Regions from separate parts of the Homo sapiens genome. Here region 1 is linked to region 2. A link is a contact called in ENCODE Hi-C or POLR2A ChIA-PET data. All regions are on one chromosome and are shown on one strand. Each heading gives the region's core, a stretch centred on a gene start or an enhancer-like site at or near the end of the contact. The rest is flanking DNA. Distances are from core to core; before and after follow the strand shown.

Region 1 (5,558 bases), core at 2,517-5,016, 36 kb after region 2:
CAGACATCAATGCAGAGAAATAGAAACATGAAAAAAGGCAAGGAAACACGACACCACCAAAGGAAAACAATAATTATCTAGTAACTGACCCAAAATAAAAATGTACAAACTGCCTGGAAAGAAATTCAAAATAATTATCTTAAGGAACTGAATAAATCATAAGAGAATACAGATGAACAATTCAATGGGATGAGAAAAACAATTCATGATCTGACCGAGAAATTAAACAAAGAGATAGATATCATTTAAAAGAACCAAAAAGAAACTAGGGTCTGAGGAATTCAATGAATAAAATAGAAAATAAAATGGAGAGCTTCAACAGCAGACATGAAGCAGAAATAGGAATCTGTGAACTTTAAGACAAGTCTTTTGAAATTCGCCAGGCAGAGGTTGAAAAAACAGAAAAATGAAAGAAAGTGAAGGAAGCCTATGAGACCTATGAGACATCATTAAGTGAACAAATGTTCCTATTCTGGAATTTCCAGATGGAGAGGAGACAGAGAAAGTGACAAAAAGAATATTTAATGAAATAATTGCTGAACACTTCCCAAGTCTTGGGAGAGATAAGTATATCCAGATCCATGAAGCTCAAAGGTCTCCAAACATCATAAACCCAAAGGGGTCTTCATTGAGCTATATTATAAGCAAATTGTCAAAAGTCAAAGACAAAGAGAATTTTAAAAGCAGCAAAAGAAAAGTGAAATGTCACATACAAGAGAATCTTCGTTAGTCCATCAGCAGATTTTTCAATAGAAACCCGGCAGGCCAGTAGAAAATGGGATGATGTATTCAAAGTGCTGAAAGAAAAAGAAAAGCTGCCAACAAAGAGTACTATATGCAGAAAAGCTGTTCTTCAGAAATAAAAGAGAAATTAAGTCTTTCACAGGTAAGCAAAAGATGAGGGAATTCATCACCGTTAGACTTGCCTTGCAAGAAATGGTTAAGGGAATTCTTTAAATGAAAACTAAAGAACAATAATTCCTATAATGAAAACATATGAACACATAAAACTCACCGGTAGAGGTGAATATATAGTCTAATTCAGAATACTCCAATATCGTAATGGTGTTGTGTAAGCCATTCATATCTCTAATATGAGGGTTAAAATTCAAAACACTCAAAAATAACTATAGCTATAATAAGTTGTTAAGGAATAAACAATATAAAAGATGTAAATTATGACATTAAAAATATCAATTGTGAAACCAGGGAGAGCAAAAACCTAGAGTTTTTGTATGTAATGGATGTTACATTGTTATCTGCTTAAATTAATCTGTTACAACTATGAGATGTCTTATGTAAGCCTCATGACAATCACAAAAGAAAAAACTACAGAAGTTACACAAACAATAAAGAGAAAGGAATCAAAGTTGAGCACTACAGAAAATTACCACATCACCAAGGTAGACAACAAGAGAGGAAGAAAGAAACAAAGGATCTGCAAAAGAACCAAAGTACAAATAACAAAATGGCAGTAATATATTCATACTTATCAATAATAACATTGAATATAAATAGATTAAATTCTGTAATCAAAAGGTATAGAATGAATGAATTAAAAAAAAATCCAATGATATGCTTCCTGCTAGTGAACTGCTTTAACTTTAAAGAAACATATAGGCTGAAAATGAAGGAATGGAAGAAGGCATTTCATATAAACTGTAACCAAAACCAAGGAGTGGTGGCTATAATTATGTCCGATAAAATAAAGTAAAAATCTGACATAAGAGAAACACACAAAAGGTCATTTTTTAATGAAAATGGGTCAATTCATCAAGAGGACATAATTATAATTGTACATGCACCCAACATTAAAGTACCTACATAGAAAAGGAAATAGTAATGACATGAAAAGAGAAATAGATAGTAATACAATAACAGTTGGGGAATTCAATACTCCACTTTTAACAATGGCTACACCAATGAGACAGAAAATTCATATGAAAATACTGGTTTTGAATAGCACTTTTGACCAAATGAACTTAACAGACATATACAGAGCTTTTCATCCAACAGCAGCAAAATGCACATTCTTCTTTAGTGCACGTGGAACAGTCTCCAGGATAGACCTTATATTAGGGTGCAAAACAAGTCTTAACAAATTTAAAAAAGGGTTAAAATTGTATCTAGTATTACTTCTGACCGCAGTGGTATGAAACTAGAAATAAATAACAGAAGGAATCTTGGAAAACTCACAAATATGTGGAAATGAAATTACATGCTTCTAAATAACCACAACGTGTCAAAGAAGAAATCAACATGAAAATTTAAAAGTATCTTGAGTCAAATGAAAATGGAAATACAACATACCAAAATCTAGAAGATGCAGCAAAAGGAGTTCTACATGGAAAATCAATAGTAACAAATTCCTACAGTTTAAAAAAATCCTCAATAAATAGACTAACATTATACCTCAAGGAACTAAGGAGAAAGAAAGGAGAACAAACTAAACCCAAAGTTAGCAAGGGAGGAAATAATAAAGATCAGAACAGAAATAAAGCAAATACATAATAGAAAAACCATAGAAAAAATTAAAAACCTGAGTCGACTATTTCTGCTTTGACACCACCTTTATTATTTATATATCTCTTCCAAGAAGTGTGTCAACCCTCCACCTGCCTAGTTCTCATAGCTTGCATAGCTGCCATGCTAATGTGCTTGCATCTCTTTGGAAGGGCCATGACCTTGCACACTTCCATGGCTGTGCAATGCTTTCTTCCTGTCTAAAAATTTATTTCCCGAATTTATTCATTTGACTAACTGCTACCTATTCTGCAATCCAATACAGGATTGATTCCATATAAAAAGCTTTCCTGGCCCTTCTTCATTCCCAACTTTTCTGGGTAGATGTTTATGTGTTCTAATAGAATTCTAAACTCTTTTCTATCACAGCATGTATCAACATTTATTATATGTTTAATTTTTTATCTTGACCATTAGTCTGTGAATATCTTTAAGATAAAAGCATGTTTTCTTTGCCTTTGAACCTCTGGCATTTGGAGAAGGAAGGAAGGGAGGGAGGGAGAAAGGGAGGGAAGCAGAAAGAGTAGTAAGTCAATTAGACTTAAATTCTGTTTAAAATCTAGTTCTAGCTATACCTATGGGAGATTAGACTAAATTAATTAACCACTCTGAGTCTTGGTTTCCTCTTCTCAGAAGATAATAGCTGTTCTTCTTTTCTTATTTGTCATTATGAGGATTAAACAATATAATGAAGGTAAATCCATGTCAACAGTGAGGTTTCACAGAAATCTATTGACAACTCAGTGTGTTCCAGGCACTAAGCTCAGCATAGAGAATACAAAGAAGAATAAAATACATCCCTGCCATTGAGGAACTTTGATCTGTTGTGAATGTCAAGAAAACAGGGGAATGAATTGTTTTCTTCTGCTGAAAGGAGAGAGAAAGTCAAAGAGAGATACGGACAGTGGCATTTGAGCAGGGCCATGAAGACAAATGAAGCATTTGCTTGGTTTAAAATTGTGAAACAGTGAGATTAATACAAATTGAAGAAACAAAAAGTGCTATTGGAGTGCAGAGAGAGAATGGATTAATTTCATCCAGAGAAGTCAGATAAAGAAATCATCACAGAAGAAATGACATTTAGGGTAGATCCAGGAGGACAGACAGTGTCTTTTGTTCCTTCAAAACACCAGTGGATAGAAGGAAATTTCTCAGACAATATGACTAGGCTAGTTTGGCTACAGCACATAGCGTAGTGTGAGGACAGCCGGCCAACTCCTCAAAGAGGGTTTTTCCAACACCTACCTGAAGATATGAACTTGGGTCAAAAGCAGCAGAAGCCAAGAAAGCAATAAAGGATGACTGATTGACAGCTGGGACAAAGTCACATAAAGACTGATGTCAGGAATGACCAAAGCCAGAGGAACAACACAGTTGCCAAAAGGAAATCTCAGAGCAAAGACCTGTAGCCAGAAACGGATAGTTACTATGGTGTCAGCGCAGGGGCAGGGCAAGTTTCCAAAGGCAAAAGTCCAATAGCCCAGCTGAGTTTGAAAGCTCTGGGTGAGTACCATCAAGGACATCATTTAAAGCAAGGGCTGATTAGGTAGAATAGAGAAGGTAGAAGAGTCAAGTTGTTGTGACAGTATGGAATCAGTTGGTGTCATCATTGCTTTTAGCAATGATACTAAAAGCAATGAAATAAAATTTGGAGGGATTTAGAAATAAAATTTGGAGGGATAAAAACCTGTGATTTTAACTCTTGGTATATGAAATTGCTCTCTATGGCTGGGCGCCGTGGCTCACGCCTGTAATCCCAGCACTTTGGGAGGCTGAGGCGGGCAGATCATGAGGTCAGGAGATCGAGACCATCCTGGCTAACGGTGAAACCCTGTCTCTACTAAAAAATACAAATAATTAGCTGGGCGTGGTGGCAGGCGCCTGTAGTCCCAGCTACTTGGGAGGCTGAGGCAAGAGGGAGAATGGCATGAACCCGGGAGGCAGAGCTTGCAGTGAGCTGAGATTGCACCACTGCACTCCGGCCTGGGTGACAAAGCGAGACTCCGTCTCAAAATTAAAAAAAAAAAAAAAAAAAAGAAAGAAATTGCTCTCTATTCTGGGGCAGAAACACTACCCACTCTACTCACCTACATTTTTGTGGCAGTTATGTGCAATTATGCTAGTGGCAAGTGCTAAAGCTAGCAAGGTTAGAGAGGGTCTCATGGTGAAGGGCATAGAATGCCAGAGCGAGAACTTTGTCCATCATTTGAAAGGTAAAGGGGAGCCATGGAAAGATTTTGGGTAGGGAGGCCACATGATTGAAGCTGGAACTTTAAGAAAATCAGCAGAAAATGTTACAGAATGTCTAGTGATGTTTTCAGTAAGTAGAATTTAAGTTATAAAAAGTTTAAATAGAGACTACTTCATATGTTCATTTATGAAGAATAAGTAACCAATGTGGCAAAGATTCATTTATTAAACCTCTATTATATGATTTGCAATAGGCTGGATGATACTGTGTGTATGAATTGCCTTTCAGCATCATTCTGCTCACCATCTTGTTCCAATATGTGTGTGAATAGTGAGTATCATCTGTCTGAAGAGGAATCAGAATTAGCACTTTTATAAGATTCCACAAGTGCCTTCTGAATGTAATGCAGCAGGTTCATAGGCAAACTGTGGTCATTTCTGCTGCTTGTAGCTGTTATGATGACAGAATCAGAAATAAGCCTGTTGGAAAATTTTTATACTTGGATATGCTAGTTTATGAATTCCCTTTAGGTGCCAGAGATGAATTATTATGGCACCCTTGATTATGTCCAGTTCCATTTCCAGAGAGGAGCTTCCTGGTCCATTATTATCTGGTGGTCTTTTTTCCTTCCTTCTATATATGTCTGTATTTTTCTTGTTATCCTACTTGACCCCATCTGTGAAGTAAGCATTGGATATATGTCCTTTTGGAGCTAGAAGCAATCTCAGTCTACTTTCTGCTTGTAGAAAGATAATGGCCCAAGAAGCATTTTCTGTTCAAAAAATACCTTTTCTTAGCTCAGACCTGTAGTATCTACAGCTATAAGCTCTCCTAAAATGATGGT
Region 2 (5,036 bases), core at 1,417-3,916:
AAGCCAGCATTTTTATAATATCTATTAATTTTAATATCTTTTGAAAGAAGATAAATTTAGAGGAAAGAATATGTGCAAGCGTATATGCAAAGTCTTCAATTAGTTGAGGGTATTTCACGTTGCGTTGGGGTCAGGTTGGTTGTGCACATACTACGTGAAATAGATCCAGGACCAGTACAGGTAGGCACAGTAAGGAGACAGATACTGGCACATTTTAAGAGAAGAAAGATCCTAAGGTTTCATTTTGAAGATGGAGCAGTCTGCTTCTCAATGTGAAATTTTCCATGAATGGAACCGTTAGAGCAGCTAGACAATCACTCAGCACAATTGTTGCAGCAACACCTACAGTTTTCCACTAATGGGTTTCTTTGGGGTAAAAGATGACGATTTGTCAAGGAATAGAAAGTTGGAGGCCCCAGAGAGACTCCAAAATTTAGGGAAAATACATCCCTGTAAAATTGAAGTCCCACTTCGAAGAAATACATTCAGTATTCATCCCTATATACTTTCTGTGGAAGTGATCCACAGTATTAATGATGTAGAAATGTCTGATTGATTACAGCATCTCCTAAAGGTTAAGAGTGGAAATCTCTTTAAAACATCGTTGTAGACTGGAACCCATATAAATTGTCATCTATCTGCAACATATTAAAATTAATATGCTCTGGCATTGCTGCAACTTTTGATAATCAATAAGCAAGACTGAATAAAAAAGCAGAATTAAGACAGATTTATTGAGGTTTATTTAATGCTATGTAAGGAAAGAGAGACTATATCAAACATTTCTATGTTTCATGTTTATTTAAGGGTAAAGCCATATCTTATTTCTGTTTAAGCTCAAGCATAGGAATGCAGATTGTACAAATTGTCCTCTGAGTAGGCAGATTTTAGAAAGGCATGCCCCCTCTGGGAAGATGAACTAAAAGAAGTTGCTCCACTTGGGGACTGCAGTTCTCCTCTAGGGTGGAGCTTGGTGAGCAGAGCACAAGCAGGATTTGAGGCTCTGCTTGTCTCTTATCCCAGTACCTTTGGGCATTATACAAATTGCACGTAAGTGAAGAAATAGCCTATGTTAAGTGAATTAATAAGCAAATTAATGAATAAGTAAAAACATGGGGCATTCTAATTGTTTTATAGTTTCTAGAAATATGTAATATTAGGAAAAAAGGTTTAGCCTGAAAAAATACTTCCCAGGAGACTAAAGCAGTTATTTTTCCCTGATTCAGTGAGCATCAGAAAACTTTCTGATTAATTCTTGGTTTCTAGCTATCCTGATTCTGGGAGTCCTGTAAAGCAATGATAAATATATTGATTGCTGTAGAGTTGTATTCTGTAAGATACAAAATGAGTGGCTTTTTCTCTTTCTTTATTGTGGGTTCAGAGGGCAATGTTTTATCTTTTTCTATTTTTCCAGATATAACTTTATTCCACCTTTCAACTTCAGAGCTCCAACTTCAGAGGACAGAACATTATGTGGAGGGAGAGTTAAGACTTGGTAGGAAAAGCGATGACATGTCCTCTGCTTCATTTCTGGGTTTCTTCCCAGGCTGATTCATAACATCCAAAATAAGCTTAAGTAACACAATAGTCTTGGACTCGGCACCATAAGCTGCTTAGGAGGTGTGACTAGATCTTCTCCTGAACACTGTATTGTCTTGTGCCTCATAGTATTCCATTAAATTCATTACATAAATGTAGAAAATAATTAAATCAATCATTTGAGAATTTGGGTAATGTCAATCAATCTCCCATAGGCTAAATACATATAAGTAGTTGAGAATGGTGATAGAATGTATAAAACTAGACACTGGTTCAAAAAGACTCTAACTAACAGGTGATTGCTGCTTTGTAAAATGCTACCTAAACACATCAGCTGATCAGTGCTGCATAACTACAAGCAAAGTTTACTTTATTCGGTAGTCTTGACATTAAAAAAAAAAATGTAGGAGGAATTTTGGAAAAGGCAGTCAAGGGCATCTAAGTGAACAACACAAATGACACAGAGACCATGTGCTAAAGTTAAGGCACATTAATCAAAATCATAACATATTAGATTCCTAATGTCTCAGTGTCCAACAGTGGAAGGACCTAGTAAAAGTTAGGAAGTATAATTGTGGCAAGTTTAACAGTCTAAAAATGAAGTGAGATATAGTATAGTTATTTCTTTTTTGAAGTCAGGCATAATAACCCAAAAGGCATCAGGGCCATTTAATATATAAGCAACGTGCCTGGAATACCTCAATGACCCCTTGGAGGCATTCCTACCTTACTCTAGAGAATTCTACCATTATTTTGATGATAATGATGATGCATGAAAATCTTTCATTCTGTTCACTTTTTTTCAGAAAAGCAAAAAATTTGTAATTTCTGAAAAATGGTTAAAACATAAAGTAAATAAATATTTTTTATATTAGAGCAATGTTTTCTTACTATAAAAAGAGTGTGTGTGTGGTTCAGTAACTAACTGCAAAAATCATTTCATTATGGCTTGGCATCCCCGGGATACAGTGATGAAAGAAATAATAAATAAGCCACTATGTGATGAATACTTGTCCAAATGAAAATGCCTCTGATAATACCCTTTTAGAGGACAGGAATGTTATTAAGCTAGTGAGAACATCTAGTCCAGTTCCAGCTAGGTGGGTCAGGGCCCATTCTGGTAGGCTGATGTCTGTGCCATACCAGTTGTTAAACGTACTGAATATCATTCCTCCAGCAGAACCTGACACCTCCTATTCAACATCCCTTCTGCAGCCGGTCCCCATTTCTGTACTGGCAATACCTCCATCCTAGTCTTAGCTCAGACTTCTCAACAGCACTCCGTGCTTGGCCAGAGTTAACAAAGACACAAATAACACACTGTGTCATCTTGTAGTAAACAGAGAGGCTTTCCATTCTACCATGTTACAGCTGTGGAATCTTGGGTGGCTAATGAGCTTCACTTTCCCTGAGCTCCCTCACTTTTTAAACAGCTTTACTGAGACGTAACTCAAATATGTATTAATCAGGATTCTAGAAAGAGAACCGACAGGATATGTGTGTGTATATGTGTCTGTGTATATGTGTATATACATATATGATATTTATATATATATATGTTATATATATATAACATATATAAATAGAGGTTTATTTTAAGGAATTGCTCATGTGATTGTGGAGGCCTGGGAAGTCCAAAATCTTCAGGGTAGGCTGGCAGGCTAGGGATACAGGGAAGAATTATATAGTTCACCTCCAAAGGCAGTCTGCTGGCAGAATTTCTTCTTGCTTGCGGGGGTCAGTCTGTTATTAAGGTCTTCAACTAATTGGATGAGGCTTGCTCACATTATGGGGGGAGTATTATGTCTGATTTACTCAAAGCCTACTGATTTAAATGTTAATGTAATCTAAAAATACCTTCACATCTAAAATAAATTTTCACCGAATATCTGAGTAGCATGACCTAGCCAAGATGACACATAAAATTAACCATGATACCATGCAATCACTCATTTAAATTGTATAATTTGATGACTTTTAGTATATTCACAGATACATGCAACTATCACTTCAGTTAATCACAGAACATTTTTATCACCCTCATAAAGAAACCCTGTACCCTTTATATATCATCTGCCTGTCTCCTCGTTTGCTCCAACCACAAGCAAACACTAATGTACTTTTTGTCTCTGTAGATTTGCCCATTCTGGACATTTCATATGAATGGAATCATGTAATATGTGGTCTTTTATGACTGATTTCTTTCACTTAGCATAATATTTTCAAGGTTCATCTGTGTTGCAGTGTGTATCAACACTTCATTTCTTTTTAGGGTTTAATAATATTTCATTTTTTTCTATACATCTGTTGATGGACATTTGGGTTGCTTCAATTTTTTGGCTCATATAAACAATGCTGCTATAAACATGTGCAAGTGTGTGTGTGTGTGTGTGTGTGTGTGTGTGTGTGTGTGTGTGTGTATGTACATATGTTTTCATTTCTCTTGGGAATATACCTAGGAGTAGAATTGCTGAGTCATTTGCTAACTCTAGTTTAATCATTCAAGGAATTTTCAGGCTATTTTCCAAAACATTTTACACTATTTTGCATTCCCACTAGCAGTGTGAAGGTTTTCAATTCCTTCATGTCCTAACATTTATTATCTAAATTTTTTATTCTAGCCATTATAGTGGTTGTAAGTGGTATCTGGTATCTGTCACTTTACAACTGTGATTTTGATTTGCATTTGCCTGATGACCAATGATGGCAAAAGCTAGCATCTTTTCATGTGGTTATTGATCATTGTTATATCTTCCTTAGAGAAATGTCTATTTAGATCCTTTGCTCATTTTTTAGTTATTTGTCTTTTTATTATTGAGTTATAAAAGTCCTTTATATATTCTGAATACAAATCCCTTGTCAAATACATAATTTGCAAAATATTTCCTGTCATTCTGTGGGTTGCCTTTTCACTTTCTTGATGGTGTCCTTTGAAGCACAAAAGTTTTACATTTTGATAAAGTCAAAATTATCTATGTTTTTTCTTTGTTGCTCATATCATATCTAAGAATCCTTTGCCAAATCCAAGGTCATGAAGATTTACTCCTATGTTTTCTTCTAAGAGTTTTATAGTTTTAAGTCTTATATCTAGGTTTATAACAAATTTTAAGTTAATTTTTATAGATGATATTAGGTAAGGACCCAAGTTTATTATTTTGCATGTGGCTATTCAGTTGTTCCTAGCACCATTTGTTGAAAAGACTATTCTTTTCCCATTCAATGGTCTTGGAACCCTTGTCAAAATCTATTGACTAATGACACATGATTTTATTTCTGGACTCTCAATTATATTCCATTAAACTATACATCTATTCTTGTATTAGTGTCACACAGTCTAGATTTCTGTTGCTTTATAGTAATTTTGTAATACTCAAGTGTGAAGTTTCCTACTTTTCTCCTCTTTTTTCAGGTTTGTTTTAGCTATTCTGTGTCCTCTGCAATTCCATATGAACTTTAGAATTAGCTTGTCAGTTTCTGCAAAGAAGTCTGGTGAGATT

Evidence for each region. Hi-C counts contacts between places; a loop is a spot of excess contacts on that map. ChIA-PET counts read pairs that join two places held with the same protein, here RNA polymerase II (POLR2A). Pooled maps may share reads with other maps.
Region 1: a loop to region 2 is called in a map of heart right ventricle, with 2.2 times the contacts of the local background. The contact joins two enhancer-like sites. A Hi-C loop is called at or near these places in 3 of 168 maps with a recorded cell type or tissue (Right ventricle myocardium inferior, heart left ventricle and heart right ventricle), 1 of 37 single-sample maps with no recorded cell type and 4 of 50 pooled maps. POLR2A ChIA-PET finds 5 or more read pairs at or near these places in 1 of 52 experiments (OCI-LY7).

Annotation. Positions count from the first base shown.
Region 1 is chr12:20,305,988-20,311,545 of GRCh38, forward strand. No RefSeq gene overlaps it. Among named protein-coding and RNA genes, the nearest start is that of PDE3A, 60 kb to the right of the region's middle. Within about 2 kb of position 3,767, at least 2 of the 41 ENCODE cell types and tissues checked have a DNase peak (open chromatin) inside an H3K27ac peak, as active enhancers do; they include heart right ventricle, where a contact is called at or near this core.
Region 2 is chr12:20,271,430-20,276,465 of GRCh38, forward strand. No RefSeq gene overlaps it. Among named protein-coding and RNA genes, the nearest start is that of PDE3A, 95 kb to the right of the region's middle. Within about 2 kb of position 2,667, at least 2 of the 41 ENCODE cell types and tissues checked have a DNase peak (open chromatin) inside an H3K27ac peak, as active enhancers do; they include heart right ventricle, where a contact is called at or near this core.